5 separate regions of the Homo sapiens genome follow, and all the other regions are linked to region 5. Evidence: chromatin loops called from intact Hi-C (ENCODE). Cell type or tissue: heart left ventricle. All regions are shown on one strand. Links, peaks and the distances in the headings refer to the core of each region. The heading gives the core; the rest is flanking DNA.

Region 1 (5,968 bases), core at 746-4,745, 290 kb after region 5:
CTGAAGGAGAATTTCGTGGTACGATATTTACCCTTTTACTATGCAAGATGTACTCAAAGATTTCCTCTCCTCTTCCATTCATTTAAGCCAAATTGCTGGCCCTCTTGCTAAATTGATTTCTCAATCCATTAATGGGTCATGGCTTACTGAGTGAAAAATCCCTGTTTCGAGTTGCACCATGTATGTACAAGTGGAAGTAGTCACTTGGGCCCCTTGGAGACACAATCAACAGCATAGAAGTTGCATATAGAATATTTTTTCTTCTTAGGGAGAAGAGACTAAAAAGTAGACACGTTAATTCTAGTTAACCTCTGCCCCTTTAGCCTTCAAATAACTTCCCCTGCAGTGGATTTCGTATTGTCCAAAATGTGGTTCTGTAAGGCCAGGATTGGAAGCCCGTTTCGAATATGTGCAGAATTTCTTGAATACCGCTCTATGCTCAGTCTTGCCGAGATAGGGTGTCATCCCTCACGAGCTTCCCAGGACCCCTTGGCTGTGCACACAAAGAGAACCAGGCTTTTCTTGTTTGGGCCTTTGCTCCTTCCTATTTGATTGAATTTGAAGAGGAACTGTTTGCCTTCGGCCACACATCCTGAATCATAATCAGGATGCTGCTGGCACAGAAAACCTGCTCCCACCCTTGCCTGAAATAACTGAACAGGGAAGTAGAGTTCCTCCCCTCTCCAACCTTAAAGAGAGAGGCTCATAATTTATTGTGTGCTGGCAATACATCAAAAGTCAATTCAGTCACTTACAGTAAAATTAAGGAGGGCAGAACAATGAATACAGAGTGGGGTTAAAACACCTGATTAAAAGGAACAAATTGTTCAGTTGACACCTATTCTGGTGTCATATTTGTTAGCCAGAGTCCAGTGGCCTTTGGAGGTGCTTCCCTGGCTGTGGGATATGAAAAAGGCATAAAGCCACTCTCAGCTGTTTCAGTTTTTCAATTCAGCACACACGCTTTGCTCCAACAGTGTATCAGGGACCCCGTGACTAGGGGATATTAGTTCTCTAGGACTGTGCTGCTGCCACAAATTACTATAAACTTGGTGACTTAAAACAACAAAAATGTATTTGCTTTCAGTTCTGGAGACCAGAAATCTGAACTCAAGGTGTTGGCAGGGCCACATTCCCTCTGAAGGCTCTGGAGGAGAAGCCTTCTGTTGGTTCCAGCTTCTGGCAGCCCCAGGCATCCCTTGGCTTATGACTGCGTCACCTCAATAGCTGCCTCCTTCTTCACAGGGTGTTTTCCTTCTCTTTGAATGTCTCTTTGTGTGTCTCTTAGCAGATATTTAGCACTGGATTTAGAGCCCACCTGGATAATGAAGGCTGATCTTACCTGGAGATCCTTAACCTTATTATCATGTGCTCCTAAGAATAAAGATCTTTGTCATAATAACAAGCAAATTACACCCAAGAATATTAACAGTAATTCGATAGAATCTATTACCAAGACTCGTTTTACTCTAACAAACAATCACAGAGAAGGGTGATGCTATGATTGATGTTACGGTGTCTACAATTTTCAAATGTTTTAGCAGAAATATAAATAGAGAAGCCTATGATCACAAAAGTGTGAAGAATTGTTAAGTCTAGGTGGAAGTTATATGGATGTTCATTGTTCTATTCTTTTGACTCTCTTTAATGCTTGAAATTACTCATAATTAAAAACTTGGGGGAGGGTGGGGAAAGAAAATTCTTGAAGCAAACTTTCTTGACCTATCTCTCATAGGCTCTACAGGGGGTGGGGTGGAGGGGTTTCAGGGACCAGGAAGCTTCCAAATTTATATTTGAGCTTTTGTGGTGCCCACATGCAAGCGTGTGTGTGTGTGTGTGTGTGTGTGTGTGTGTGTGTTTCGTTTTCTGGGGGAAAAGTTGATTGTAGCATTGTTCAGTACAGTGAATAAGAGCATGGAATTCAGACAAACCTTGTTTAGGGTCTTGAGTTTGCCTCTTACTAGCATTATGACATTGACAAACTTGTTGAATGCCTTGAACCGATTTTCTCATCTGTGAAGTGGGGATAGTAACAGTTCCCATTTCATTGGGATATTGAAAGGAATAAGTAAAAATATACCTTTAATAATAGCTAGCATTTTTCAAGGGCTTTCTGCATTTAGAGCACTGTTTAAAGCGCTTTTAGATGTGACTATCTTATTGAATTCTTGTAACTCTGTGAGCTAGGCCCTAGTATCACCATTTTGCATATACGAGAACTGAGGCACAGAGAAGTTGAGTAACTTGCCCAAGGTCATACCGCTATTAAATACAAGAACTGGGATTTGAACTGAGCAAGCCAAATCCTCTCCCTAGTATCTTTACATCCCACTTTGCACAGTGTCTTGCCCGTGGTGAGCCCGTCGGTGAATGTTTGTGTGACGGCATGTAGGAAATCCCTGGTAAACACTGAATGACATCAGGAATTTCTTTGCAGGTTGTTAGTTAGAAGGGTGCTAAATGTGTTCCTGTTGTGGATGACAAAATGTGCTTGTTTAGAAAAGAGGCATATTTTATGAGGCTGATGTCCAGTCCTTTGAAATAATAGCTTTAAAGCTCAAGTTTGAATAAGCTAGTGGAAAAAGGGTTAGTCTAGTGAAGACTTCTGCTCCCGTTCCAATCAGCTGCTGAGGTTGGGCTGCAGCCAGACTGATGACTCTTCTTCCATATGCAAGAGGGTGAAGCACTAGGGTGTTACCAGGAATTGAGACCTGGACGGGCTGCAGGACTGGGCACCCAGCCGAGTCACACCCAAGCGGTGGGCGCTTGCCAGCTTCGGGCCTAGGCTGTTGCCCCTGAGAGACTGGGCAGGGCCGGCAGCTCTTTGCTTGCTGATTCTCTCATCTCCCAGAGCAACAGCCTGGTGCAGACTGTGGTCATCCGTGGGAATGTTCCTCCTGCATCGGCGGGACCTGCATTGCCCCAGTGTGTGGCCACGTGCTCCTCTGGGCTCATACAGATGTCTGTACTCAGAGGACGCCACTGTGCCATCGTGAGTTCAGGGCTGAAGTGCAGGACAGGGGCTGCTTGCTTTGAGTCTCAACTTTTGGGGCCCTTCACTGGGCTCTTGCTGAATGCATAAAGTATTTAAGGTGGGTGCATTTTAAGGCTGTTAGTGTGTCAATACTGATAGAAAGAGATTAGAGACTTTGGTTCTAAAATAAACTCTTTCTCTGATTTGTTATACAAATTTGTGGAATTCATGTTTTCTCCTCTCCAGGCCTCAACTTCCTCATCTGGAAAATTAACATTACTCCAGTCCTATCCATATCACTGGATTATGCCGAGAACCAAATGAGATGATCAGTGTAAAAATGGTCAGTAAACTTCAAGACACTACACAGAAGCAAGCAGCCATTTTTTTCATGCAGCTGGGTCTTAACAGCCCTGGCTCCTTCCAGCTGCTCCCCTGTGGGGAGACTCTGTCCATGGCCAGCCTTGAAGGGCTGGGATTGGATTTGCTTCAAAGAGGTGGCTGGATTCCTGACCTGAGGTGCCCTCAGGGGTCTCTAAGAGGAAGGAGGAGCCCAGGAGCAGGTGTTGGAGGCTCAGGGATTCAGCCCCTTTGACCAGGCTGAGAGCCTCCCTCCGTTTCCAGCCTGGGTGGGTTGGGATCTCATTTTGTTAGGTGGGAACTAAATGTTTCCTGACTCAGCGCCTGTCAGTGTTCCGTGCTATGCTTTGTGAACTCTCTTTCTTTGGCCGTGCTTACTAGGGGTGAGGGGCACCCTTGGGAGGTGAACAGTACAACTGTATACAGAACTGAAGATGGGGTAGAGGCCCTGATAAGGCTCCGTCTCAGCACAGGAAGGACCAAAGTGGAGAGGAAGGAAGGAGGGAAGGGTGACACTGGCCGAGTGGCAGCCACAAGGGACTTTGATATCCTCACCATGGATTTTTGTCAGGAACAAAACAAACTTTTCAGACGAATTTTTTGGTGGGGGGCAGATAAGGGGTAGCTAAGGAGTTGCTTTCCATGTGACTAAACATTGTAGCAAGGGTCTAGCACTCTTTTGTGTGTGTGTGTGTGTGTGTGTGTGTGCATGGAGACACAGCTGCTGTTGCACCAGAACAGTCTTCTGATAGCTACAGAGTGGTGGAGGGAGGGAGGCCTGGCCCAGGAGTTCCCCACTCTGTTCCAACCTGAGCATGTCCCCAGGACACTGGCCAGGAGAGTGGCGGACTGGAACTCATGTCACAGAAAGTAAAGGGACTGAGGGATGTTTAGCTTGGGACATTAGACTTCAGGTACCCGAGGGAGTCTCGAGGGAAAGGTACACTTCCCACCCCCAACTCTTCCTGCTCTTCTGCTATTCTCCAGGGAAGAGTTTGGCTCAATATGGGAGAGAGCTTTCTTATACGTCAACACACCTGAGAGTGCTGAGGCAGAAACTGGCTAGGAAGGAGCCCGTGAGGAGGGGATTCCGGGACAGACGGGGGTTGGCCTGGATGATCTCCCTCCAGGTCCAGAGGCTGCCATGTCAAAGGAAGATTCTGCAGGGTTACGGTGAATTCCTACCTGATGTTCCCACAGCTGCACCGCCAGAGCATCCTCCACCATGGAAATACCCTTTAGGACTGTTGTGCTGGATCTTTCCCCACCGCGATAAGCCTTCGAGGTGCTGTAAGGACCTCCCGCCCTCTTGTTTTGCTGGGAGGGGAGGATAGCCCACATCTGTCATTCTGGTTTCTGACTGGCCCTTTTTTTCATGTTTCCTATTCCTTCCTTATCCTCAACTTGTTGCTCTTGGCACAAGAGTTTGTGTGGATTTGTTCATAACAATTACCCTCCGCCTTGAGACGCATGTGGAATGTTTTAGGGATATTTTTGTAAATCTTGGGCCATATTTTTTATGGCTGGAAATTAACCAGGGAACTGCAAACATACAGGGTTGCTTATTCAGCTTTACATCCTGAAGACAAGCTGCCTCCCTGCCTCCTACTTTCGTACCCTAGCTCTTTGGACCATATGTACTTCCTTGGACTGGGTCCTTCCTTCCTGACATGGATATCATGGTTACTTGCAGCCCTGAGTAAGTAACCAAGACTATTGCTAAGTCTTCTGGTCCTCTTCTGACTTCCTAGACGCAGTCATTCTCCTTGATTTTCTTTTTCTTACTTCAGTCCTTGCCTCTTCCCGTTCCACGTATTTACTCCTTCTTAGAAATCCCTACTCTTGGAGCTGAAGGTAACTGCCCATCCCAGTGTTTACACCTTCTCCATGACAGACTCATGTGGATTATGGATATTGAGGGGAGTGGGCTTTAGGTCCCTTTAAAGTGTCTTAGTTCTTTTAATTTCCCAAGTTCTTTTGGGAAATGAGTTGACAGGATGATACATTCCAACAAGCATTGTTTTTCTCAAACATGATTGTAAAGCCCTGGTCCATTTCCACATTTTACTCATTTTGATCATTCTTTTTTTTTTTTTCCCTTTAGATGGAGTTTTGCTCTTGTTTCCCAGGCTGGAGTGCAGTGGCACGATCTTGGCTCACTGCAACCTCTGCCTCCCGGGTTCAAGCAACTCTCCTGCCTCAGCCTCCTGAGTAACTGGGATTACAGGTGCCTGCCATCACGCCCAGCTGATTTTTGTATTTTTAGTAGAGTTGGGGTTTCACCATGTTGGCCAGGCTGGTCTCAAACTCCTGACCTCAGGTGATCCGCCCGCCTCGGCCTCCCAAAGTGCTGGGATTACAGTCGTGAGCCACCACGCCCAGCCTGATCATTCTTTTCAGACTCCAACATAAAGTCATTTTTCTGGTTCCTCTTATTTCAAATTTAAAATGCTAATGCCTGAGGAAAACTGTTTGAATCTTGCATGCGATCCTACAAGGTTCTGTGTGTTAGTCCACGCCTCCACGTTAACTGAGCAGTGACTACCCGAAAGGCACTGGGGTGGACATCGAGGACAAAGCAGTCAATCTGACAGCTTCTTGCACTCAGGTGCTCAGAGTCAAGGAAGGTGACGC
Region 2 (5,968 bases), core at 1,072-5,071, 490 kb after region 5:
AAATTTAAACCCCTTCAAGTCACAAACTTGCAGGTATACGTGCTAAGTGAATAAAAGGAGGGAGTTCAAGTGGCTCACAACTATAATCCCAGCACTTCGGGAAGCCGAGGTGAAAGATCGCTTAAGGCCAGGAATTCAAGATAGCCTGGGCAACATCTCAAGATCCAATCTCTACAAAAAATCTAAAAAACTTTTTAAAGGTGAGGGCAGTGGTAAACAGTATAATACACTGATTTTGTATTTAAAAAGGAAAAAGGAATAGGGATACACATATACCTACTTATTTGCATTGTATCCATGATGACTACATCTGAAGGAATGCACCAGAAGCTGGAAACATTGTTCCTAGAAGTGGAAGATGGGTGATGGGAGGAAGGAGTAGGAGGGAGGATTTCTACTTTATATCGTTGGTACCATTTTAAACTTTAAACCATGAGAACGTATTACCTATTCACCAAAGAATCAATACAATTTGATGTAAAACATCATGCAACCTGTTCCATGGCAGGGTCAGTGGCTCCAGGTCCTGGGAGTAGGAGAGCAGTAGGTTGGAAAGGGTTGTTTTAGAACCTGTCTCAGCCAGCCTGGCTGAGAGTTGTGACATCCTTTGACCTCAGACTGTGCTCCTCCTGCTACCCAGAGTGTGGCCAGGAGTCACAAGCTCATGTTATTTCTTCAAGCAAATGATGATGTACATCGGTTGCTGGCTGGCATATCGTGCTTTCCCAGCAAAGCAACAAGAATGCTTATGTCCCTGTCTGGGATCTCACTGAAGAGGGTTGCAGACCAAACAGAGGGAACCCCAGAAGCTGGTCATGATGGGCTGGGAAAGTATGTGCTGTAAGGGAGGTCTGAAGCCGGGAGACCAGAGGGCTCGAGGAGCCAGGAGCCGTGTTTCCAGCCATCTGAAGGGAAACCAGAAGACAGGCTAGATGAGAGCTGGGTGGACCTGTGTCCTGGGCAACCTGCAGACTTCCCAGAGCCCCTTTCCTCATCCGCAACATGGGACAGTAATATCCACAGCAAAGGTCTCTCTGGAGTTTTCTGGTTTACGACTTAATGCATGCAAGATGTCTAGCACTTACTAGGCACCCTGCAGAGGTTTCTGAGTCCCATCCCCACCCCTAATCATTCCTGTCAAACCACTAAATTTGTTCAGAGTGGCCCCAGTGTGTGAAAGCTGCAGGAAAAGAGACTTGGGCTCCTATTAGAAAAGACTTTCCTATAGACAGAACCATTCAAAGGTGGAGCAATTCTGTTCTGATGGGCATTTTTCAGGTAACAGTGCTTTATTGGAAGAAACTCAAGGCTCTTTTTTCTGGGTCTCTAAACTCATGACAAACGAAGTAGGATCAAAGACCCCTGGGCCCCATCTCAGACATGGCCCTTCGTGGCCCCTTCCACCTCACTCGCCTCTCCATTCCTGTCCCTCCTCCAGCCAGCCTGTGCAGCTCCCAGAAAGGCTCAATTAAGAAGGCATTTCCAGACCTCGCTGCGGCTGGCACCACCACATTTTTTGCATTCTCTGCCTCTGCGGCTCCTGGAGGCATGAGGTGTGTATCTGCCTGTGTGTGTGTCTCTTATCTACCTCAGGAGAAAAGGACACGAGTCTTGTGACTCAGCCTAAGAGCAATTTCCTCCTTTGACTTCACATTTCCAATTGGAGGGACCCTGGGTTCCAGCGATAACCGTGAGAGTGTCTTCTTAGAGCGAATGTCCTTAATTGTGCTCTGACTTTCCAGGGCTTCTGAGCAGGTGCTGTTGGGAGTCCTTGAGAACTCCAGAATAAGTGAGGTCTGATCCATGCTCCAAACGCAACTACAGTCAAATAGAGGGGATACACACTTATGTTCGGTGTAACTCTCACACCAAACGAACCATGACAAATGCCACAGGGAGCTAAGTGCCATAAAGAATGATTGTAAATGTTAGATATAATAATGGCAAGTGGTTATGTTAAAGGGAAAGCAGTCCTTCTCAGTCAGAGATGCATGCAGATGTCTAGGTTGTTTTAAAATACTCTAGGGAAAGCCAGGCCCGGTGGCTCATGCCTGTAATCCCAGCACTTTGAAAGTCCAAAGCAGGCGGATCACCTGAGGTCAGGAGTTCGAGACCAGCCTGGCAAACATGGAGAAACCCTGTCTCTACTAAAAATACAAAAATTAACTAGGCAGGGTGGCGGGAGCCTGTAATCCCAGCTACTCAGGAGGCTGAGACAGGAGAATCACTTGAATCTGGGAGGTGGAGGTTGCTGTGAGCCAAGTTCACACCACTGTACTCCAGCCTGGGCGGCAGAGCAAGACTCTATCTCAAAATAAATAAATAAATAAGTAACGCTAGGGAAAAACATCTTAAGTGTTTTGGGGTGAGATGATATGATGTCTGGGGTTTGATTTAAAACATTCCAGAAAAAAGGTTGGAGAATAGATGAACAATTTGGCAAAACATTGATAATTGTCATTATTAAAGCTGGGCGTGGGTATAAGAGAGTTTGTTATATCATATTCTCTATTTTTGTATATGCTTGGAAAATTCCAGAATAAAAAGTTAAAAGGAAATGAATGGTTAATGCTGACAGGAGGTGTGTGGGTCAGGGACAGCTTCACACAGTAGGTGAGGTTGAAACTGGGCTTAGAAGATGAGTCAGAGATTGGAAGTGGGAGGGATAGACATGATTTGGAAGCTCTTGTTGGCTTTATTTTTTGTCTGTAAATCCTTCTGTTCTCCTGGGTTTTCATAGCAGTGAAAGCATTTCCCCCTCCAGGGTGTGACCTGCCCTTGTTTCAGACACCCCTTTGGATGGGGCCTCTCAGTGAGGCCTTCTTTGGCTGGCAGAGCTGGAGCTGTCGTGGCCCTGACCAGGTCTGCAGCCCCCACCCCGCTTCCTTCCTCCTCTCTCCCCCTCCATGCCCCGTCTGGGGAAAATTATCCCAGCTCCAAGTAGTAAATTTAAGGCCTTGGCAGCCCTCCCACAGATGACTCCCAAATTATCCCATTCCAAGGGTGGGAGTGGGGAGGCCAGAAGTTCAGGCCCGAGGCATTCACCCAGTCGTTTGAGAGCTCCGGGCGCCATCTGCTGACGGCACCCGGAGCTCCAGCTTGGAATGAAGGCAGGGGGTGTGCTGGAATTCACCAACTCCAGAACAAGGCCGGTCTCAGATCTCTGAGAATGAAGGGGATGCACTGTTTGACAGACACCAGGCAGAAAAGGCGAAGAAAGAGGACGTGTGTGCGTGTGCCTATGTGTGTGCCCGAGTCTGCGTTTGTGGATTTATGCATTTTATGCATGGCGACTGGCTGCTGGGCTGGGGGTGTTTTGGAGGGTGTGTTGGGATGGTCTGCATGCTTCTGTCATTGTTCCTTAGGGTGAGTATGTGGGCCGTCTCCAGAGTAAAAAGACAGTAAATAAGAGGTAATCAGACCCAGCTGTATCCCTCCGAGGGAAGTCTCCAGATGTCCTCCCATCGTTAATCCTCAGCCCAAACATGGGTGATAGGTGACTCGGTTGATTGCATTTTCAGCTGGGGAAAATGAGGCATGTGGCATAACCAGAGCCCTTAGTGAGAAGACTGGCTTCACCACAAGCATCAAATAACCTGGAGGCAAAGACCCTGGAGGTCATTGAGTTCAACCTTCTTACTTTGCAGAGAAGGAAGCATGAGTTCAATGAAGGGGAAAGCAAAAGAGATCCTATTAGATTATCCTTCAAGTCCTTCTCAGCCATGAGTTCTGATGGGCAATTCCGCAACTCACCAAGCCCAATATTTGTGCCAGGAGGGTCCTGGGCAGCTGCTCTCCTGCCTTGCCCCATCTCTGCTTTACCTCTTCTCTATTTTCTCTCCTGAAAGAATTTCCTGGCCCATAAATCCTGAGAGATTTATTATTTCCTGAGGCATCCCTTAGTTGGAAAATGTAGCTTTACAGTCGCCGACTCAGGACCACACTGGGGTCCCAGCTGTTAGCGTGGGAGCACAATTTCTCCTGCATGGTAGTGGGGAGGACGCCAGCCTTCCACCCATCGCAGAGGGGCCACCAACATCACTAGTTACATTTCCTGGCTTCTAACTAAAGCTGCTGAAACACCAGCTCAGAAGTTTCTCTCAGCAAGTTGTAAGAGCAGCCACAAAGTCTAAGAAGAACCAAAGAGCTTGGTTTCTCTCCTCGCCAGCTGGAAGCAGGGGACCTGGGATCTTCCTGTCATCACGATTATTTCTTCTCTCTAAAATGACTGCTTCTGACTCTAGTCTTTTCCCCTCCAATGTGAAAAAAAAAAAATTCCTAAAGCACAGCTCACCTCAAAATCCTGCAGGCAACACCTCCTTTTTTCATATAGGATAAGTCCAGATACTTTTATGGGTTCTTCAAGCACCTCAAACCATGACCCCACATCCCTCCAACACCTTCTCTTCATATTTTCCTATGTGCACTGAGTTCCGGCCACACTGGCCCCTTACCTGTTTCTAGTTCCACCCCCAAGGCCGTTCTGCATCTGCATTGACCATACTGTCACTCACAGCTCCCTCAACCTCAAATGCTCCTTTCTCTGTCTCTAAATGTTGAGATCCCATTTCCCAAAGACCTATCTCAAATGCCATCCTTTCCTGGAAGCCTTTAGGGACCTCCTCCCTCCAAACTAAACAATCCCTGTTGAGTCTGCTGGTGTTGTATTCGGCTTGTACCTTTTCACATTCTTCTAGGCTGCCTTATTTTACAGCTCCTTCTTCCCATTGACTATTCCCCCACTCAGATTCTGAGACCCTGGAGTGCAGCGGCAGTGTCTACAGCATCTTCCTCTTTCCTTTCATCACCCTCCTTCCTCCCAAAGATCCAGCAGTGAGGACAGTTCCCAGCAATGAGGACATTCTCAGGGGATAGTGGTAGAATTGAATTTCCAAGTAATTTATAAGCGATATTCACGTAATCTAATATTTTGACTTTTCCAATCTCTGCTCTCCTCCCTTAGGGCAAATTAACCCAGAAGAGTACTTCAGAGAACACAGACAAACTGCCGTGCAGTGAAGAGAATGTGGCAGGAAGCCCTGGTATTCTAGAAGAAGCTCTGCCCACTCCAGACAGGATCCGCACGCCTAGTGCCATGTCTATCTCCAAGGAGATCACATTCTAGAGCCAAGGACCGCCACTGAGAAGAAAGTAACGTGAGCCGTCAGAATGCATACCTGGAGCGCTCCAGGAAGGAAATCTCAGCCCCGGCATCCTCCATGGTCACACGGAGAGGGCGGGTGTCCTTGTAGCTTTGGCCCTGAGATGGGAGCTAGAGCTGGACACAGGGTTCTAGTCCTGGCTTTGCTGTAAACAGCTCCCAGACCTGGAGCAAGTGCCTTACCTGTCTGTGTAATGTGGGAGCTGATGTGGATCATCTTTAAGCCCTCTGCAAGATGGACACGCTGGGATCATAATAAGGACACATGCCAGTCAGGCCAGGTTCTTCATTTGAAAACCTTTATACATTTTTTTCTCTTCAGCCTTAATAAAATTAACTCACCTAGCATTGTATATATGTCAAGCAGTTTTGATCATCCAAATTTTTTATTGTTGGCTGACCTCTAGCCAACAATTCATTTATTTTCTGACCTTTTAAGATGTTTCGTAGCTGCCATTTCATGTATCTGAAAAATGAGATGTGAAAAGAATACACATATTTAAGAACAAAATTTTGTTTCTTTTAAATAATTTTAATATTTTTTTCTAAGAATGATACACATTCATTTTAAGTAAATTTCCAAGAATGATACACACTTGTATTTTTTCTAAGAATGATACACCTTCATTTTCTGTATTGGAAATACAGAAAATTATAAAAAAGACAAATATCTCCTAAAACCCTACTACCTAAAGATAGATATTAACAGTTTGGTGTAGATCCCCTCAGATCTCTTTCTAGGCATATTTTTTGGATATATTTTTGCAAAACTATTATCCTGTGTGAAGTCTTGTTTAAAAGCCCTGG
Region 3 (5,968 bases), core at 1,320-5,319, 200 kb after region 5:
GTGTTCCCCAGAAAGCACGTGTTGGAAACTAAATCCCAAAGCCAACAGTGTTGGGAAGTGGGGCCTAATGAGAGGTAATTAGGCCATGAAGGTGGAGTGAATGGATTAATGCTATTATCACTGGAGTAGGTTTGTTGTAAACGGTGAAGTTCAGCCCCCTTTTATCCTCTCTCTCTCTCTCTCTCTCCTCCTCTCTTTGCCCTTCTGCCATGGGATGATGCAGCAAGAGGGCCCTCAGCAGATGTCAGCTCCTGGATCTTGGACTTCCCAGCCTCTAGAACTATGAGCCAATAAATTCCTACTTATTAAATTATCCAAAGCAGGCTGGGTGTAGTGGCTCACTCCTGTAATCCCAGCACTTTGGGAGGCCAAGGTGGGTGCATCACCTGAGGTCAGGAGTTCCAGACCAGCCTGGCCAACATGGTGAAACCCCCTCTCTACTAAAAATACAAATATTAGCTAGGTGTGGTGGTGTGTGCCTGTAATCCCAGCTACTTGGGAGGCTGAGGCAGGAGAATCGCTTGAACCCAGGAAGTGGATATTGCAGTGAGCCAAGATCGCACCATTGCACTCCACTCCAGCCTGGGCAACAGAGTGACTCCATCTCAAAAAAAAAAAATTATCTAAAGCAGGGCATGGTGTTGCATGCCTGTGGTTCCAGGCTCAGGAGTTTGAGGCTGTGGTGAGCTATGACTGTGCTTGTGAATGGCCACTGCACTCCAGCCTGGGCAGCACAATTAGAATCTGTCATTAAAAATAAGTAAATATTTTTTCTGAAAGATTTTATGTATAAATAAATAAATAAAATAGATAAATAGATAGATGCCAAGTCTGGGGTGTTCTGTTATAAGAGCACAACATGAATTAAGATAAAGACTCAACATAAATGTCACCTGTTTAGACAACCCTTCCTCCAGGTGCATTCTCACCTGTATACTGCCACTTAGTTTATACATCTCTTAGCAGCCTACGATCTAATTGTGTCTTTATGAATCTTTCCAATCTGAGTGATTGGGAGCCCCAAGTGGGGCGTATGGGTCTTCTGGATTGTTTTCTCCTTTTTACCTCCTCTGGGTCCTTCTGTTTTCCTAGTCCCCTCTCTCATCTCCATCAGCACGCACGTTAGGTGCCTGGCAATAGTAGGTTCACAGTGAATGCTAATCAACTGAGTTACCTTGAATGTGGCCAGCTGGTCATGAATCTCCAGGGCTGACATCTTTGTCTTTTGATTATGTTGTAATGATTGGAGAACATATTGATTATGGAGTCAGAGGGTGGAGGTAGTTTACTTCACAGACCAAAAGTGAGTTTGAAAAGTTCTACCAGGTTCTACCAAAGTCAGAGCCATTGAGGATCAAGTGAGATTCTCTTAATACTTGGAGAAGGTAAAGGTCGGGCAGGTCTGCATGTGTGCATGTGCTATGAGGAGGTGAGAGGAGAGGGTGTGTATGCGGAATGTAATCTGAATTACATCTAAACTTTGAGACCTGGTTGACAAAGCACTGGTTGGTGGTTAGGCAAACATGGGGTCAAGTACATTTATAGCTCTGTGACCTTAGGCAAGTGATTTCACCTCTTTAAATGTCAGTACTTTTAGCTATAAGCCAGGGCAATAATACCACCCCTCTCATTAGGGTGTTGTGAGAATGAAAGGCAATGTATGTAAGGCAGTTCTGGAAACATCACAGTGTTTCCAGAGCCCTTCCTGCGCCCTGGGGTCTGGGCAGCTTCTTTGTGGGATGATTTGCCGGTTCCTCGGTTTGTGGGATTTGGAGTGAAGGGTCCCTGTTTCAGTGTAGTCTCTACCCTGGGCAGTTAGATGCAGTAAGGGAGCTGGAGGTCCAGAGGAGTCACACAGAGGCCCAAGGGAAGCAGAATACAGGAATGGTGCCATCTCATAGGAACAGATCTCCACCCCAGAATCGGAAGTTCTATTTTTTTTTAAAGCAGTTTTCAAATTGTTTTTGTTTCTGTCAAATGGTTGCCAGAATAGTCTTTGATCAAGGTTTCCACTGCTCATCAGTAAACAGAGAGTTGTGGGAAGGAGTCCCGCCAGAGATTGGCAAACGCCCTCATCACCGACTCAGAGGCAAATGGCTGATCTCTGACCACAGGTGATGCTCACTCACACCAGGCTCTGGGCTGGAGTCGAGGCATAAGCACTGCCTTGACTCCCGCCCGGCCTACCATGTCCAATGGTGGGAGGGGAGATGACGGGGATGTCCCCGCTTCCCCATTCCCCATCTCTTTGGCGGTTCCTATCTGAATCTAGAAGTGCAAAGCCACCCCTAGCAAGCTACTTCTCCTAGTCGCTTTCCTCCTTGTAAACTGGGGGTGCCAACATCCCCCCCTTACTTCAGGGGCCTTTCAAGAATGTACAGAGTGGCTGGGCGCGGTGACTCATGCCTGTAATCCCAGCACTTTGGGAGGCTGAGGTAGGCGAATCACCTGACAGGGTCAGGAGTTCTAGCCCAGCTTGGCCAACATGGCGAAACCCCGTCTCTACTAAAAATACAAAAATTAGCCGGGCGTGGTGGTGGGAGCCTGGCACGAGAATCGCTTGAACCTGGGAGGCAGAGGTTGCAGTGATCACGCCACTGCACTCCAGCCTGGGCGACAGAGAGACTCTGTCTCAAAGAAACACCACCAAAGAATGTACGGAGTGGGAGTCAGGAGCTTTGGAAAGCGTATTGGCCAGTTGTTGCATAGGTGCGTTACGTGAGCGAGCCAAGAAGGGCTCCCTACAGCATGTGTGCGCGCGTCCATTCATTTGTTCGTTCATTCGTTCATTCATTCAGTAATTCATTCATGCATTCGACATTTATTCAGCACCTGGGTGAGACACACACTGAGATTCAATAAACTGCTGATCAAAGTTGTGTCTAGACGTCCAAGGGTTAAGCCGCCGGCGCGGGCCCCTCTGCGTCCCCCTCCGCCCCCGCCGGGCGTGGGGAAGGCGGGAAGGCGGCGCGGCGGGTGCCAAAGTCGGAACCTGCTCGTCGGCAGCTCCCGGCGCTGCCTTGACTCGCAGCCAGGCCTGGCGCGGCCGCCGGCTGTGGAATGTGTGAGCGCCATGTGTCACCGCCCCAGACTGTGGGAAAACGCTGCTCCGCTCACCTCCCAGCAGCTGCCCCGCGCCCGCCCGGGCGGGAGCCGGGAAACAGGAGCCGCCTGCCGCGGAGGCCGCCCGGGGGCACTTCCGAGCGCGCGCCGCCTGCCCGGCCGCCCCCGCGCCCGCCGCGTCTCCCCGCCCACACCCCGCTGCCACCCGGCCCCGGGCGCCACCCGCGGAGCAGGCGGCGGGAGGGACAGCCCGGCACGGCCCCTTTCCTGCCCTTCACACCCCTTCTGCTTCTCAGGGGACGCTGGTCCACAGACCGAGGCCCCGTTGCGCGCGGCCGCCTTCGGAGCGCCGCCCTCCTCCCGAAACCGGCCGGGGCGAGTGGCTGCAAGAAGCTGCGGTTTGGCCCGCGGGAGAGGGGGGCTTCCCCGCTGGGGTTGTCTGACGCGAACGCCTTCCTGGCCCCAGCCAGGCGCCCTGAGGTCAGGCCCAGTGGTGAGAGAGCTCTGAACGGGAGGCCCCACGCTGCCTGCTCCCCCAAATCAGAAACAGCCTCCCCCACCGGGGCGAGGCAAGGGATCTGCACCACCCCACGCGCTCCCGCCTGCACGGTAGCCTAGAGCCTGGTGTGAGCGGGAATCACATGTGCTCACACATCACCCAGGCAAGGTCTTTGAAGCCCAGCCATGCGGGCAGACGTATTCAAGGTCACCCTGCTGGGTGGCGGCAGAGCTCCTGTTGGAATCCACGCTCAGAGGACCTTCTGCCGAGCCCCAGCCCCAAAGGCATGGCGCCCTTTCTCTGCAGCATGGTGCCCCTCGTCGAGTTCCTGCCCCATAGAGAAGTTGGGAATGGGGCAGACGGGGGTGGGGGGAAATCATGGGTCCTGGGACCCCGACAGCTTTGCCTAAACTCAGCCTCATGCTGCGAGACGTCCCAGTCCGTCACCTCAGCCTGATTTTCTGGGGGTGCCCCACCTGACAGGCCTGGTAGTGAAGCCCCCATTGTATCCAGCCCTCTACGAGCACCTGGCATTTGTGTGCCTTGTTCCGGCTTGCCACCTCCTCTGTGGAAGTCTTCCCAGATTTGCCCAATCATTGCTTCCCGGTTCTCCGGCGGCCTTTGACAAACGCCTGTTTATGACGTTTGTGGCCCCCTGTAACTCATGGCCTACCTGTCCTCTCCTCCCTTCCGGAGTTTCCTGAGGGCAGAGACTGTGTTGCCCTCCTTTTTGATTTCCACACAAATGATTATTTGAGAACTCTGCTTATGGCAGCTGCTCTGTTTGTTGGCTGAATGTTATGCAATTTACCACTGGCTAGGAATCTCACCAGATGTGTGACCTTGGGCAAGTTGCTTAATCTAAGCTTCGGTTTTCTCATCTGTAAAATGGAGATCAACTGATACTGCGTCTAAAGTGACTTGTATAGTGGCTGGCACAAAGCAGATGCTGTGTGTGTGTATGAATGATTGCTAAAATACCATAGACTGGTGGCTTAAACAATAGTCATTTATTTTCTCCTGGCTCTGGAGGCTGGGAGATCCAAGATCAAGATGATGGCGAATTAGGTTGTTAGTGAGGGTGCTCTTCCTGGCTTGCAGAAGGCTGTCTGCTCACTGTGTCGTCATGTGACCACAGAGAGAGAGCAAGTCTGTTCTTATGAAGACACCAATCCTATCAGATTAGGGCCCCACCCTTATGATCTCAGTTAACCTTAATTACTTCTATAAAGGCCAGGTCTCCAAATACAGTCACACGGGGAGCTAGGGCTTCAACCTATGGCTTTTGGGGGATACAGTTCAGTCCATAGCAGTGGGGAAAGGATGTGACTCAGTCTAGAGAGACTCAAGGAGGGAATGCTTAGATAGGAGCATGGAGGGCGTGCCTGGTGAAGGGAACAGTATGGCACAGCTTCAGAGGCAAGGGTGAGCCAGCAGCAAGGGGCTGGCTATGGCCGGTACAAAAAGCATGTGCTCGTGGGAAATAGGTAAGAGAAGCTTGGGGGTATGGCCAGAGTATGGAGGACTCTGAATGCTGGGTGTGTTCGAAGGGTTTTGAATGCTGAGTTTTTACTTGATGTGCCTGGAAGTAGTTGCTGAAGGCGGTTTGGGAGTGGAGGAATACATCCTTTAAAAAAAATTTTAAATTTATTTTAATTTTTAATTTTTGGGGGTACATAGTAGGTGGTACATATTTATGGGGTACATAAGGTATTTTGATACAGGCATGCAATGCATAATGACCACATCAGGGTGAATGGAGTATCCGTCACATCAAGCATTTAGCCTTTGTGTTACAAACAATCCAATTATACTCTTTCAGTTATTTTTAAGTGTATGATTCAATTATTTTTACGAGGCTGGGCTTGGTGGCTCAGCCGTGTAATCCCAGCACTTTAGGAGGCCGAGGTGGGCGAATCACCTGAGGTCGGGAGTTCGAGACCAGCTTGACCAACATGGAGAAACCCTGTCTCTACTAAAAATACAGAATTAACCGGGCGTGTTGGCGCATGCCTGTAATCCTAGCCACTCCAGAGGCTGAGGCAGGAGAATTTCTTGAACCCGGGAGGCAGAGGCTGCAGTGAGCCGAGATCAGCCTGGGCAACAAGAGCAAACCTCCGTCTCAAAAAAAAAATAATTATATATATATATATATATATATATATATATATATATATATATTTACTATAGTCACCCTGTTATGCTCACATATACTAGGTATTATTCATTCTTCCTATTTTTCGTACCCATGAACCATCCCCACTCTCCTATCAACCCCCTCATTACCCTTCCCAGCCTCTAATAACCATCCTTCTATTTTCTATCTCCATGAGTTCAATTATTTTAAATTTTAGCTCCCACAAATAAGTGAGAATGTGAAGTTTGTCTTTCTGTGCCTGGCTTATT
Region 4 (5,968 bases), core at 1,257-5,256, 270 kb after region 5:
ATTACCCTTTGAGAGCCTGCAGAGCTACCTCCAGCCTTCCCTTTGGTCTCCGTGGGGACTCATTACATTTCTAACAGTCAAGTATGAAAACTTACAGTGCTGGCTTACCAGAAGGGTTTGCTTTGGGAATTTCACAGACAGGGCTGCTTCTGTCTTGTAAAGAAATTTACATCCCATGAAGCAGAATAGGGAACGACTGTGGCAGATGATGGTAATAGAACTGCATCAATATTACATGTCTGCCAGGCAGAGAACCAATATGTTTTAACAGCACAGGTCTATGTAGCCTCTTCCTTCTCTTCCACGAAGCTGGCTGGGAGTGAGTGCTATATCCTCTTCACAGTTTAGAAAACAGAGGCTCAACATTTTAATATTCTCCAGAGCAGAGGTTCTTAACAGGACCCTTAGGTGGGGCTTCAGGGGGTCTTTGAACACCTGAAATGACCTGCAAAGACAAGTATATATTTGTATCTCCATAGGAGCGTGGGGGATGTGATTTTCATCAGATTCTACAAAGCTCTGTGACTCTGAAAGTTTCAGGACCACTACACTAGGGCTTCTCTTCTTTGTAAAATAATTGGCAGGTTAGTCCAATTATTTTTACATTCAGGCTTTTTTTTTTTTAATGTGTTTTCTCCTTTTTTTCCCTTAGTTGCTGACCTCCATAACAGCAGACAAAATTGGAAGCAAGAGTGATTTTGGAGGAGTCACACTTAGATGTTTCCCTTACCTATTTCTGTTCTGGAAATTTAAAAATCTTACTTCTCGTGACAGTCCTACATGAAAAATTAAAAATCACAAGGATTCATGGATGGAAAACTGAGACTCAGAGAATGATCACATTCACATCGTAATAAATCAGCAATAGAGTGAGTGATTGTTCCTTGGTAAGAAATCAACTCTAAACTCAGTTGGAAACCTTTGCCAATATTACTTAACACATGACAATCTGGTGTGACTCATTTTTCTTGACATTATGCAAATAAAGGAAACAAGACTGAGTGGCCTTCTGTCCGGAGAGCAGGAAATGAAGGCTGTCTGGGGCCACATGTTTCCTGGGACATGTGGTGTCAGAAATGGGTACTAGAAGAACCAGGCCTTTGTTCATGTCTTTTATTTTTTATTTTTGTTTTTTTTTAGATGGAGTCTCACTCTGTCGCCCAGGCTGAAGTGCAGTGGCACTGTCTCGGCTCATTGCGACCTCCGCCTCACCGGTTCAAGCAATTCTCCTGCCTCAGCCTCCCGAGTAGCTGGGATTATAGGCGCCCGCCACTACACCCAGCTAATTTTTGTATTTTTAGTAGAGACATGGTTTCACCATGTTAGCCAGGCTGGTCTAGAACTCATGACCTCGTGATCCACCCGCCTCCGCCTCCCAAAGTGCTGGGATTACAGGCGTGAGCCACGGTGCCTGGCTGCCATTGTTCATTTCTATTTCATGAGTGATCGGCTCTTGTTGGCCATGGCTGGAGGAGTCAGCTCCCAAAATCCACACTCTCTAGGAGTGCTGAACCATAAATAATCTATCAGGACTCCTAGATTCCACTCTCTAGAGCTGCAACCAGAAGTTCCTTCCTTCCCGGCCCTGCTTCCCACTAAAGGAAACATTTGACTTTTGGGGATGAGATGTTTCAAGCCAGCCAATCCTTCTCACAGGAAGCAGAACCCCAGCCACCATGGAGCTTATCCTTGGGGCGCAGAGAAACACTGACCTAATGCTGTAATCAAGTACTGGATTTTATTTTTAAATCTTTTTACCTCACAAGCTGACTTTATTCTGGCTAGAGGGCTCCTGAACCTCTGTAAACTCCCCAGGAGGTAATTTCCAGTGCTAATCTCGCTAACGAGGTGTCAGTTACAGAAATGGCCCACGCCCTGGTTTCTTCTAAGTGGACATTACAGTGTTTCTTCAGAGGGGCCTGTGCTGGGACACCTCGGAAATGGAAGAATTTATAGCAAGGATGTTATTTCTCACTAAGTGAGCAGAAGAGCTGGAAGATCTCTTTAGAGATCATTAGAAGGATGGGGAAACTGAGGCTCAGAGAAGGGCAGTGGCTGCCCGAGGCCACAGAGCTGAGTGGCAGCAGGGTTGGGTTAGAGACTGGACCTTGTGGCGGAGCTGGCCTGCTTTGGGCTGTTCCACACACCACTGACTTTCTAGATTGTTTCATGTTCATGGAATCATCCTCAAACTCTACTCCCCAAAATTGTACCATAGATTAACTTCGGGCACCCCCCAAGTCAAAACTTCAACAGCTAAGGGACACGGATCATGCGGCCTGCTGAACACGCCATCAAGTGGGGCAAAGTCTTCTTTCTTTGTGATCAGGGTATGCACTCTCCCTTGGCCTCTGAATAAGCTGTACCCAGGGTTCCTCGATGACTCAGCTGCAGCAGGCTATCCACCACACATGTCCGTGGCCACCACGGCGGGAACCGGGCTCACCATCACTTACCACTAGAGATGTCAAACCACCCCCCTCCTAACCCAGGCCCCACTGCGGCCTCCCTGCCCTGCTCCAGCCTCGGTCTGTTGTGCAAGAGCCAGAGGGGACTTACGATCACGGAGCCACACGCCCAGGCCCAACCCAGGCCCAGGAGCTCCACCCTAGGGAAACGCCTAAGTCAGAACAGAGCACTCCTAACCCCCCGGGGCAAGGAGGGGAGGCCAGGCAGCCGGAAGGAAACTCCTGAGCTTTTTACGGAATGCACAAGACAAAAGGTGAGGGTCTCCACGTAGGGAAAGAACGCATTATTATTTACGGCCTTGGTCTGGAGAGGAGAACATGCTGCTCTTTGCAGCCCGGCGTGTGATTCATTTCCCCCGGGAGCTGCAGGGCCGAGGCAGGGCGTGCGCTCCGGCAGCCTCCAGACAGCCGCGCACTCCCGCCCGCTCGTTTATTTATGGTGCTTTATCAGCGGCTGTGCACCGCGGCGATAAAGTTTATGAAAAGAGGCGGCGTCTCCGGCCGGCGGGCTGGGCCCGGCGCTCCTTTCCCACACTGATTAGGATCAGCCAGGGCTTTGGAAGCTGCAGTTAAGGATCTCGGGTGCCCGGAGCCTCGGCTCCCCCTTCCTGCCCCGCCCGCGGGCTGGCCGGCTGCTGGCCCGCGTGGGAGGCGAGGTCAGGGCTGCGGCCGCGGCCCTTCCCCTGGGAGCGGGAGGGAGGAGGGAGGAGGAGGAGAGAAGCCGCCCTGCGGGGGAGGGAGCTCCAAGGCCCCGGGAAGTGGGACAGCCAGAGAAAAATACCGTCCAAATATAAATGGGCAAGTCCCCACGTTAAGAGATGAACGAGAATTTTTTATTTTTTGAGACAGAGTCTCGCTCTGTTGTCCGGGTTGGAGTGCAGTGGTGAGATCTTGGCTCACTGCAACCTCCGCCTCCGGGGTTCAAGGGATTCTCCAGCGTCAGCCTCCCGAGTAGCTGGGATTACAAGCGCCTGCCACCAGGCCTGGCTAATTTTTGTATTTTTAGTAGAGATGGGGTTTCACCATGTTGGTCAGGCTGGTCTCGAACTCCTGACCTCAGGTGATCCACCCAACTCGGCCTCCCAAAGTGCTGAGATTACAGGCGGAACAGGAATTTAATAGGAATTTTTCTCCTCTGAAGGCGGTGCACCGTCTCCTCTCCCCCATTTACTTTCCTACATTCCTTTCTCCTTTCCCGTCATTTCACCTGCATTTACTGTGTCTTTGCATTAAGGCTTGATTCATTTTGTCCCTTTTCATAGCCATGTTTTGTTCAGTCCTTCAGAAGATAGAAATTGAACACCTGACTTGTGGACAGCACCTCTAAACACTGCAGAGAGAGATTCAGAGATGAATAGCCCTGGCCCTTAGGGTTCTTGCGGTCACAAGCACCGTCCAGTAAGAGCAGCCCATGGTTATGAGTAACAAGAGCAGACACTACGGCAGGCACTTGGTTTAGGGACATTGCCTTGTTTCATCCTCACGGTGACTTCAGGAGGACAGTGCCATCGTTACGCCGTTTAACAGATGGTAAAACTGAGGCCCAGAGAGGGGAGTGCCTTGCTTCAGATGACTCAGCAACGCAGTGGCTGAGCAAGGATTTGAACTCAGGCAGAATGGTGGCAGAGCCTGTTTGCCTAACTTCTAAATTTCCCTAACTCTCTAGAACAGAGGGTAGTAGGAGTGCAGCAGACAGGACAACTAACCCTGCCTGGAAAAGTCATGGTGGGCTTCCCGGAGGAGGCGTCCTTAGGCTGGGGCTTGAAGACGAGGTATTTACCAGACAAATAGTGGAGAAGAAGGCTGTCTTAAACAGAAAAAACTTCTTATGTGGTCCTGGGTTCTGAGGGCCCAGCTCTTCTCACCCTCCTTCTCCGAGGAGTGGGGGAACGGAAGTGCAGAGCCTTCGTGTTTTACCCTCCTTCTCCGAGGAGTGGGGAACGGAAGTGCAGAGCCTTTATGTTTTGTGACAGTGGAATCCCCTTCGCGGGCCACCTCCTCGATCTGAAAGGCTCTATCTGCAGCTACTGAATTCCCTTCAGCTCGTAAGTCTTAATAGCAATGTCATCCCCTTCTGAAAACTTTCCTGGACTGCTCCTTATCTTGCTGCCGGTGATTGAAAGCAATCCTTTCCTCTCTCTTCCCTCACACCTGCCTGTTTGCATTAAAGTTCTTGAGTTGGACTCCATCAGTCTTTATTTTTTATTTGTTTAATTTATTTTTTAGAGACAGGGTCTCACAATGTCACCCAGGCTGGAGAGCCGTGGCATGATAATGGCTTACTGCAGCCTCATCCTCCTGGCCTCAAGCAATCCTCCTGCCTCAGCCTGCCAAGTAACTAGGACTACAGGTGTGTGCCACCATGCCTGGCTAATTTTATTTTATTTTTTTGAGACAGAGTCTTGCTCTGTAGCCCAGTCTGGAGTGCAATGGCGTCATCTCGGCTCACTGCAAGCTCCGCCTCCTGGGTTCAAGCGATTCTCCTGTCTCAGCCTCCAGAGTAGCTGGGATTACAGGCGTGTGCCACCATGCCCAGCTAATTTTTGTATTTTTAGTAGAGAGGGGGTTTCACCATGTTGGCCAGGCTGGTCTCGAACTCCTGACCTCAGGTGATCTGCCTTCCTCAGCCTCCCAAACTGTTGGGATTACAGGCGTGAGCCGCTGCACCTGGCCTCTGGCTAATTTAAAAAAATTTTTTGGCCAGACACGGTGGCTTCCATCTTTAATACCGGCACTTCAGGAGGCCAAGGCAGGAGATTTGCTTGAGCCCAGTAGTTTGAGACCAGTCTGGGCAACATAAGAAGACCCCCATCTCTACAAAAAAAAAAATAAATAAAAAAAAAAAAAATAAGCCAGGCATGGTGGCGCTCGTCTGTGGTCCCAGCTAATACGGAGGTTAAGGTGCAAGGATTGCATGAGCCTGGGAGGTCAAGGCTGCAGTGAACTCTGATCACATTCCAGCCTGTGACTGTACTCCAGCCTGAGTGACAGAGCAAGACCCTGTCTCAAAATAAATAAATACATACATACATAAATAAATAAGTTTAATTTAAAAATAAATTTATTTCTGTAGAGATGGGTCTCACTCTTTTGCCCAGGCTGGTCTTGAACTCCTGGCCTCAAGTGATTCTCCCAAGTTGACCCCCCAAAGTGCTGGAATTATAGGCATAAGCCACTGCACCCAGCCCATTAGTGTTTATTACTAGACTGTGAGTTCCTGGAGAGCACTGGTATACTCATTTGCTTCTTACTTGCTTCTGCCCAGGCTGGTTTAGTATCCTACTCATAGAAGGTTCTTAGTAACCGCATTTGGTGAATAAATGGAGGAGAGTGGGAAGGCTGTGATCGAATAGGTATCTCTTGTCTCCTCTTTACCCCTTGATAAATTTCACAATCAAGCAAGCTAAAAATGGAGATGTGTGTCTCCACCAGACAAGGTCTGGACCACTCTCTGCCAAGACAGCACGAAGAGCAGGACACTGCCAGCAACCAGGTGGGTT
Region 5 (5,968 bases), core at 1,019-5,018:
GTTTGCTCTAGGGCCCTCATCAGACCCTTTGGGGTCAGATAGAGTCCAATCCCTTCTTGTAGGACTGCCCTTGGCTATTGGAAGATAGTTCTCACCATCAGGGTTGAACCACCTGACACGGTTCTCCTGCACCTGGTTTTGACCCCCTTCCCCATTCTATCCAAGCTCCATTTACTTTCCTAGAAACATGGTTCCCTCGGTTTGCTCTGAGTAGCCCACAGGGAGAGCGGGACAGGAGAGTGCCTCGCTTCCTCTGAGCGGTGGGCAGTTCTCTCCATTAAGTAAGAGAATGAGAGGTGAGCTCCAGGCCCCCTACAGCTCCCTACTGGGGCTCTGCTCGGGGTCATCCACTTGTCCTGCCCTCGGGTGGGCAGACACCAACTCTGTCAACCACAACGGGCCTGGCCGGGCTGCTCGTTGGGCCTCCAGGGATGCCTGAGGACAGCTCCAATCTGCGGGCCAGTGACTTACACCCTCCCTGGCCTTCATTTCTCCTCATATGTGAAATTGAATTATGAAACCAGGTCAATAAGATTTTATGAAACCCTAGTAGGGAGAGGCTGGGCGTGGTGGCTCATGCCTGTAATCCCAGCACTTTAGGAGGCCGAGGCGGGCAGATACCTGAGGTTAGGAGTTCGAGACCAGCCTGGCCAACATGTTGAAACCCTGTCTCTACAAAAATACAAAAAATTAGCCGGGCATGGTGGCGGGTGCCTGTAATCCTAGCTACTCGGGAGGCTGAGGCAGGAGAATCATTTGAACTTGGGAGGGGGAGGTTGCAGTGAGCCAAGATCACACCATTGCACTCCAGCCTGGGAGACAAAGTGAGACTCCGTCTCAAAAAAAAGAAAAAAAAAAAAGTAGGGAGAAGTTCTCGTGGGAGTATCATGGCTTCGGTACTCTCACAGCTGCCTGACACCATAAGACTGAGCAACTAGGAAGGGGCACAGCGGAGGTTACTGCCCCACGGCGCAGCTGAAAAAACAGGCTCAGGGGATGAAATGACTCGCCATGGTCCCACGGGTGGATGGCAGCACTGCCCAGGAACTGGAACCCAATGCTGTTTTGAGGCCAAATTAGTGCTTTTCCCATGCCCTTGAGCAGCTCAGCCTCGTTGAGGGGGAAAGGATGAGACATGCTCAGGGTGCACCCACCAAACGATGCCTCTGTGTGTCCTGGGGCACAGGCTGGCACGGCTCAGAGCTCAGCCTGCATGCCCGCTCCCCTTGATGCTGTACTGTTTAGTTTATGAAGCCACAGGCGAGGGAGAGAGAGCAGCGTGATGGCCCCTCCTGCTGCAGCTCTCTGGCCTGGATACCAGGGACGGGGTGTGCCCACCCAGCCTGGGCCTGGAGGGGGCTGAGCCAGGGCGGCGGGTGACTGCTCGGCCATACTCCTCAGTGCCCGGAAGCCTGAGGGCACGAGGACTGGCTGTCTTCCCAGAAAACACAGATCACTGTCTGCCTGTTCTGTCCTTGAGCTCAGGCCCAGCTCTGTCCCATGACAGGATCCAGGAGGCGGGTGGCGGGTGGCAGGCCCTCCCCTCTATCCCAGGGAAGAGAGCAGGCTCCAAGGCCTGGGAGAGCCTCCAAGCCAGGGTCTCCAAGCCAGGCCTCTGGGGCCTGTCCCCAGGACCTGGGGCTCCCTGGGGGCTGCTTGTGGCTGCATTCAGTGCAGGAGGCCAGCCTCTGGAGAGCTCAAAGGAAGGACTTTGTTTTCAGGGAAGAAGGCAGGGCAAGGGTCACCTCCCCCTCCTTAATGAGTGACTGGCTCCAAAATGGCTTCTCTCCAATTGGTCTTTGCCAGGGCAGGGGTGACAGAGTCTGCTCTCAAGGGGGCAGCCTGAAGACCTCTGCGGGTTCTGTTGACAGGGCAGGAGCCGTGCCTCGCCACCCCCACCCAAGCATCTGAGCTGCCCCGGGCCTCTGCACAGCTTGACTCTGATGGAGGTAGCTCCAGGATGAGACTTGCTGAACCCCGGATCCGGCCACAAAGCGCAGAGCGCCTTTTCCTCCTGTAGAGCAGTGGGGTCAGGCCTGCGGTTGGAAGGGAAGGCTGATCCTGAGATGGGTGGAGCTTGAAGAAGCAGGATGATCCGGCAGGAAAGGAGCGAGCCAGTCAACACACCCTGGGGCACTAGGCTCTAGCGACCCAGGGCAATGAAATGAAGCAGTCCTCTTGTCAAGGTGGTGTCAGGCTTGTGTGAGGGGTGGAGGCGGAAAGGGGTGGGCAATGGGTGAGAAGGTGGCCATTTCTTCCTCTATGCCAGTTTTCAAAGTGGTGCCCTGGGCACGGCACGGTGGCTCACACCTGTAATCCCAGCACTTTGGGAGGCCGAGGTGGGTGGATCATCTGATGTCAGGAGCTCGACACCACCCTGGCTAACATAGTGAAACCCCGTCTCACTAAAAATACAAAAAAAAAAAAAAGAGCCGGGCGTGGTGGCGGGCGCCTGTAATCCCAGCTACTCGGGAGTCTGAGGCAGGAGAATCGCTTGAACCCCGGAGGTGGAGCTTGCAGTGAGCCGAGATGGCACCACTGCACTCCAGCCTGGGCCACAAGAGTGAAGCTCCATCTCAACAAAACAAAACAAAAAACAAAAACAAAAACAAAAACAAAGTGGTGCCCCGGAAGAAACCTACAAGAAGTCAAATGAAAGGCCCTGCTTCCAGTCCCAGCCCTGCCATAGCCTCACGGCCAGAGACGGACTCAGTGCTCTTCTCTGTGAAATGGGTGTTAGAACCGTGTCTCCTGAAAAGCCACCAAGTGTCTGGGGGAACTGGATGTGGGAGGGCTTTTTCGGCTGTGGGGGGCTCTATGGTGAGATGGAGGTGTGATCCTCTAGCAGGCCTGGTGGAGGCGCTCGGTCCTGGTGCCGGGAGGAGCTTCCTTCCCCACTAGCAGGAGCAGTCGGCACCGCCAGGGATGGATTCTCCGCGTGGCTGGATGGGAGGGCAAAGCCGGCTCGTGCTCCCCGTCTTCCCGCCCTCCCCCATCCTAGCAAGACCTTCTTCGTCCCCCGGTGCTGGCGGAATTTCAGAGGGCCTGGCTGCCAGGAAGGGTGGGGCTGCCAGACACGGCCGAGCCGCAGGGTGACCCGGCCAGTCCCGGAAACTCTCCAAACCTTGGACCTCAGCCGCACATCCGGCAACGCTGAGGGGTGGTGGCAGGGCCCGCCGGGGGACTGAGGGCGTGTGGGATGCCTCCAAGGTCAGGTCACTGGAGATTTCCAACATGAGAAAGGAAGAGCTGCGTTTTATCCTATGTGAGGATCAGAAGGCTTCTCAGGGTTGACGGAAGTAGTGGGGCGGCCTTCCCAAATGCTTTCCTACTCCCAGGTGCTACCTTAGGACTGAACGTGTATCCTAGACTCATTAATTCAACAAGAAACAGCCCAGACTTGTTGAAGAGTGTTCACTTTGTGCCCGGCACCATGCTAAGCTTGTTACTTACACAAATCTTTCAAGAACTCAATGAGATGAGAACATTATGCCCATTTCATAGATGAGAAAACAGAGAATCTTTCAAGAACTCAATGAGATGAGATTATGATGATGCCCATTTCATAGATGAGAAAACTGAGGCTCGGGGGACAAGAATCACTTGCCCAAGGTCACGTAAACACTAATTGTAGGAGTCTGGATTCACACCCAGGCAGGTTTGGGTGATTCCAAACTTTATGTCCTTAACTTTCCTGGAAGGCAGGACCCATAGTTTACTCAACCCTGCAGAATGCATAGTAGCCAGTGAAGATGTACTGAATGGGGCCTGCTGCATTTTTAGGGGACTGACTCTCTCCCATTATAGACTGATGAAAGGACATGAAATGCATGCCAGAACTTAGCTCAGTGGCTGGCACGTAGCAGAAGCCAAGGTGCAGCTTTCCTCCCTCTTACCTGGTGCATCTGTGCTCCTGAATAACACTGTCAGCCTCTCCTTCGGTCCCTGTTTGGGTAAAGCTGTTAACAGTCCCAGTCAGGGCTGGGTGCGGTGGAAGGCCGAGGTGGGTGGATCACCTGAGGTCAGGAGTTCGAGATCAGCCTGGCCAACATGGCGAAACCCCATCTCTACTAAAAATACAAAAATCAGCTGGTCACGGTGGCACATGCTTGTAATCCCAGCTACTCGGGAGGCTGAGGCAAGAGATCCCTTGAACCTGGGGGTTGGAGGTTGCAGTGAGCCGAGATCACACCACTGCACTCCAGCCTGGGCAACAGAGCAAGACTCCCATCTAAAAAAAAAAAAAAAAAAAAGGAGAGAGAAAAAAGTCTCAGTCAGAACCCATCAGCCTGAGGGAGTGAGAGGCCTTAGGGGTGGGTGGGAGAGGAGAAGGCAGAGTCTGTGGCTCTCTCTCCTGCATCCCACATGGCCTGGGTTTGGGAGTGGAGAGCAAAGACACCTGCTTCCTTTGCTGAGGTCGCTGAGGAAGCCCCTCCTCTCCTGCCTTGATGGAGGTGACGCGGACCTGGCCCTCCTCTCCTGCCTTGATGGAGGTGACGCGGACCTGGCCCTCCTCTCCTGCCTTGATGGAGGTGATGCGGACCTGGCCCTCCTCTCCTGCCTTGATGGAGGTGACGTGGACCTGGAAGCTTGGCCCGCGCAGAGCCCTGAGAGGCTGAGTCACACGGTCTGGCCCATGGACGTGAGAGGCACCGACACTGCGTCATAGCGTCGGAGGAGGCCAGGCCTGGTGGGGCCTCGTGCAGCTGAGCGTGAGAAGAAAGGGGCCTGTGGGAGGACAGCTGGGGCCGGCTCCAGGCCCCCTGGTCCCCACACAGAGCCAAGGCTGCACTTGGGCGGCCTCCGCACGCACAGGCCAACACAGACCTGATCTTCCTTCCTGGAACCTCCTTCCTGGCCCTGCCTCTCTGACCGTCAATGCGGTGTTGAGATTGAACTGTCCCATACTTCTGTCATTTTAACCCTCTCTGGGCTGGGCCTCAACAAGTTCACTGTGACACGGAGACAGGCAGAGTCCAGGTAGAAAACATAATTCGTTCTGGAGACCTTAATAGAGGGGAACTGCTTGGAAAGGTACTGAAAGATGAAAGTGCAAACATGGGGAAAGGTGACCTAGAGAGCACAGGACAGGGAGACGCCACCATTCCTGGGCTGCGGACAGAGAGAGGAGGTGGTGTTTTCAGAACCCAGTGAGAGCTAAAACCGTGGGCGAGATTCCCTGGCAGGAGCTGGGACCCCAGAGGAGGAGCAGTCAGATAAAGGGAGACAGCTTCCTCCCTCTTCCTCCTCACAGTCTCCTGGCAGTGGGAGATGGGGACCTTGGCAAATGTAGCTTGCAGGGGTGGGTCCCCTGTGACGAAAGAGAGCAGAGGGAGGGCAGGGCGTGGATCTGAGGCCAAACAAGCACAGGAGCTACCTAGTCGTCAGCTAGTCAGACCTTCACAAAAGACCTGAGGCAGGAGAATTGCTTGAACCCGAGGGTGGAGGTTGCAGTGAGCCAAAATTTCACCACTTCACTCCAGTCTAGGCAACAGAGTGACACTCCAGTCTCAAAAAAAAAAAAAAAAAAAAAAAAAAAAAAAAAAAAAAAGAAAAGAAAAAGAAAAAAGTCCCAGGGGGAAAAAAAATGTCGCATCCCTCCAACGGGGCGATCCAGAGGACTAGCCCCTGAAAAGTCAACTTGCCTCTGGAGATATTCCCAAATCCTCTATGGGTGATTGCAATTTGTGGTAACGTCCAAACATTTTCTCTGTCCAGAGTGAGGCAGGGAAAGAGGATAATTTTTGGAGGATTATCTGTTTTCTGTGCGTTTCTCAAAAGATAGGGGAACTTCTGGTGCTTAAACAAACACCAGGTATTCTGTTATAACATAACATCAGTCTTCAAGGATGAAGGACCTGAGGCCAGCAGTGAGACAGACTGACAGGCATGGGACGAGGGGGTGCTGGACTTGGAACCCAGAGCCTGAGGATGTCCCAGCTCAGACTATTCACTCCTCTTGGAGCCT

Evidence for each region. A loop is a pair of places that touch in the nucleus more often than their neighbours do. Peaks named below come from ENCODE experiments on the same cell type or tissue, not always from the same donor. Only the 100,000 strongest peaks of a DNase experiment are listed, where the experiment ranks them.
Region 1: it touches region 5 in a loop (2.8-fold over the local background); 4 of 110 quality-filtered maps call a loop at or near these places.
Region 2: it touches region 5 in a loop (3-fold over the local background); 6 of 110 quality-filtered maps call a loop at or near these places.
Region 3: it touches region 5 in a loop (3-fold over the local background); 14 of 110 quality-filtered maps call a loop at or near these places.
Region 4: a loop joins it to region 5, with 3 times the contacts of the local background. A loop is called at or near these places in 27 of 110 quality-filtered maps.

The regions. Positions count from the first base shown.
Region 1 is chr3:193,979,267-193,985,234 of GRCh38, reverse strand. All of the region lies in intron 1 of LINC02026 (long intergenic non-protein coding RNA 2026), which reads left to right. Among named protein-coding and RNA genes, the nearest start is that of LINC02026, 21 kb to the left of the region's middle. RefSeq lists a silencer at 501-795. In heart left ventricle, for the core only: no CTCF peak of the experiment used is centred there; a DNase peak (open chromatin) is centred at 2,744; H3K27ac peaks cover 665 bases.
Region 2 is chr3:193,778,061-193,784,028 of GRCh38, reverse strand. No RefSeq gene overlaps it. Among named protein-coding and RNA genes, the nearest start is that of LINC02038, 63 kb to the left of the region's middle. RefSeq lists silencers at 2,515-2,809, 3,062-3,121. In heart left ventricle, for the core only: CTCF peaks have their summits at 2,872 and 3,072 (motif pointing left); a DNase peak (open chromatin) is centred at 3,058; H3K27me3 peaks cover 1,098 bases.
Region 3 is chr3:194,068,397-194,074,364 of GRCh38, reverse strand. LOC102724877 reads right to left here and starts at 4,276. Exons shown (of 6, transcript XR_002959666.2): 1 at 4,090-4,276. LINC02028 (long intergenic non-protein coding RNA 2028) reads left to right here and starts at 3,395. Exons shown (of 3, transcript NR_136179.1): 1 at 3,395-3,543. RefSeq lists a silencer at 3,198-3,377. In heart left ventricle, for the core only: no CTCF peak of the experiment used is centred there; DNase peaks (open chromatin) are centred at 3,044 and 3,424; H3K4me3 peaks cover 1,329 bases; H3K27ac peaks cover 1,482 bases; H3K27me3 peaks cover 1,232 bases.
Region 4 is chr3:194,000,339-194,006,306 of GRCh38, reverse strand. LINC02026 (long intergenic non-protein coding RNA 2026) reads left to right here and starts at 2,648. Exons shown (of 3, transcript NR_033944.1): 1 at 2,648-2,722. It overlaps LINC02028 (long intergenic non-protein coding RNA 2028), which reads left to right. Exons shown (of 3, transcript NR_136179.1): 3 at 653-851. RefSeq lists an enhancer at 2,074-2,589 and a silencer at 2,953-3,122. In heart left ventricle, for the core only: no CTCF peak of the experiment used is centred there; DNase peaks (open chromatin) are centred at 2,516, 2,896 and 2,966; H3K4me3 peaks cover 1,173 bases; H3K27ac peaks cover 1,476 bases.
Region 5 is chr3:194,266,862-194,272,829 of GRCh38, reverse strand. No RefSeq gene overlaps it. Among named protein-coding and RNA genes, the nearest start is that of LINC02048, 6.9 kb to the left of the region's middle. RefSeq lists an enhancer at 853-1,784. In heart left ventricle, for the core only: a CTCF peak has its summit at 2,849; DNase peaks (open chromatin) are centred at 1,539, 1,965, 3,039 and 4,679; H3K27ac peaks cover 3,425 bases.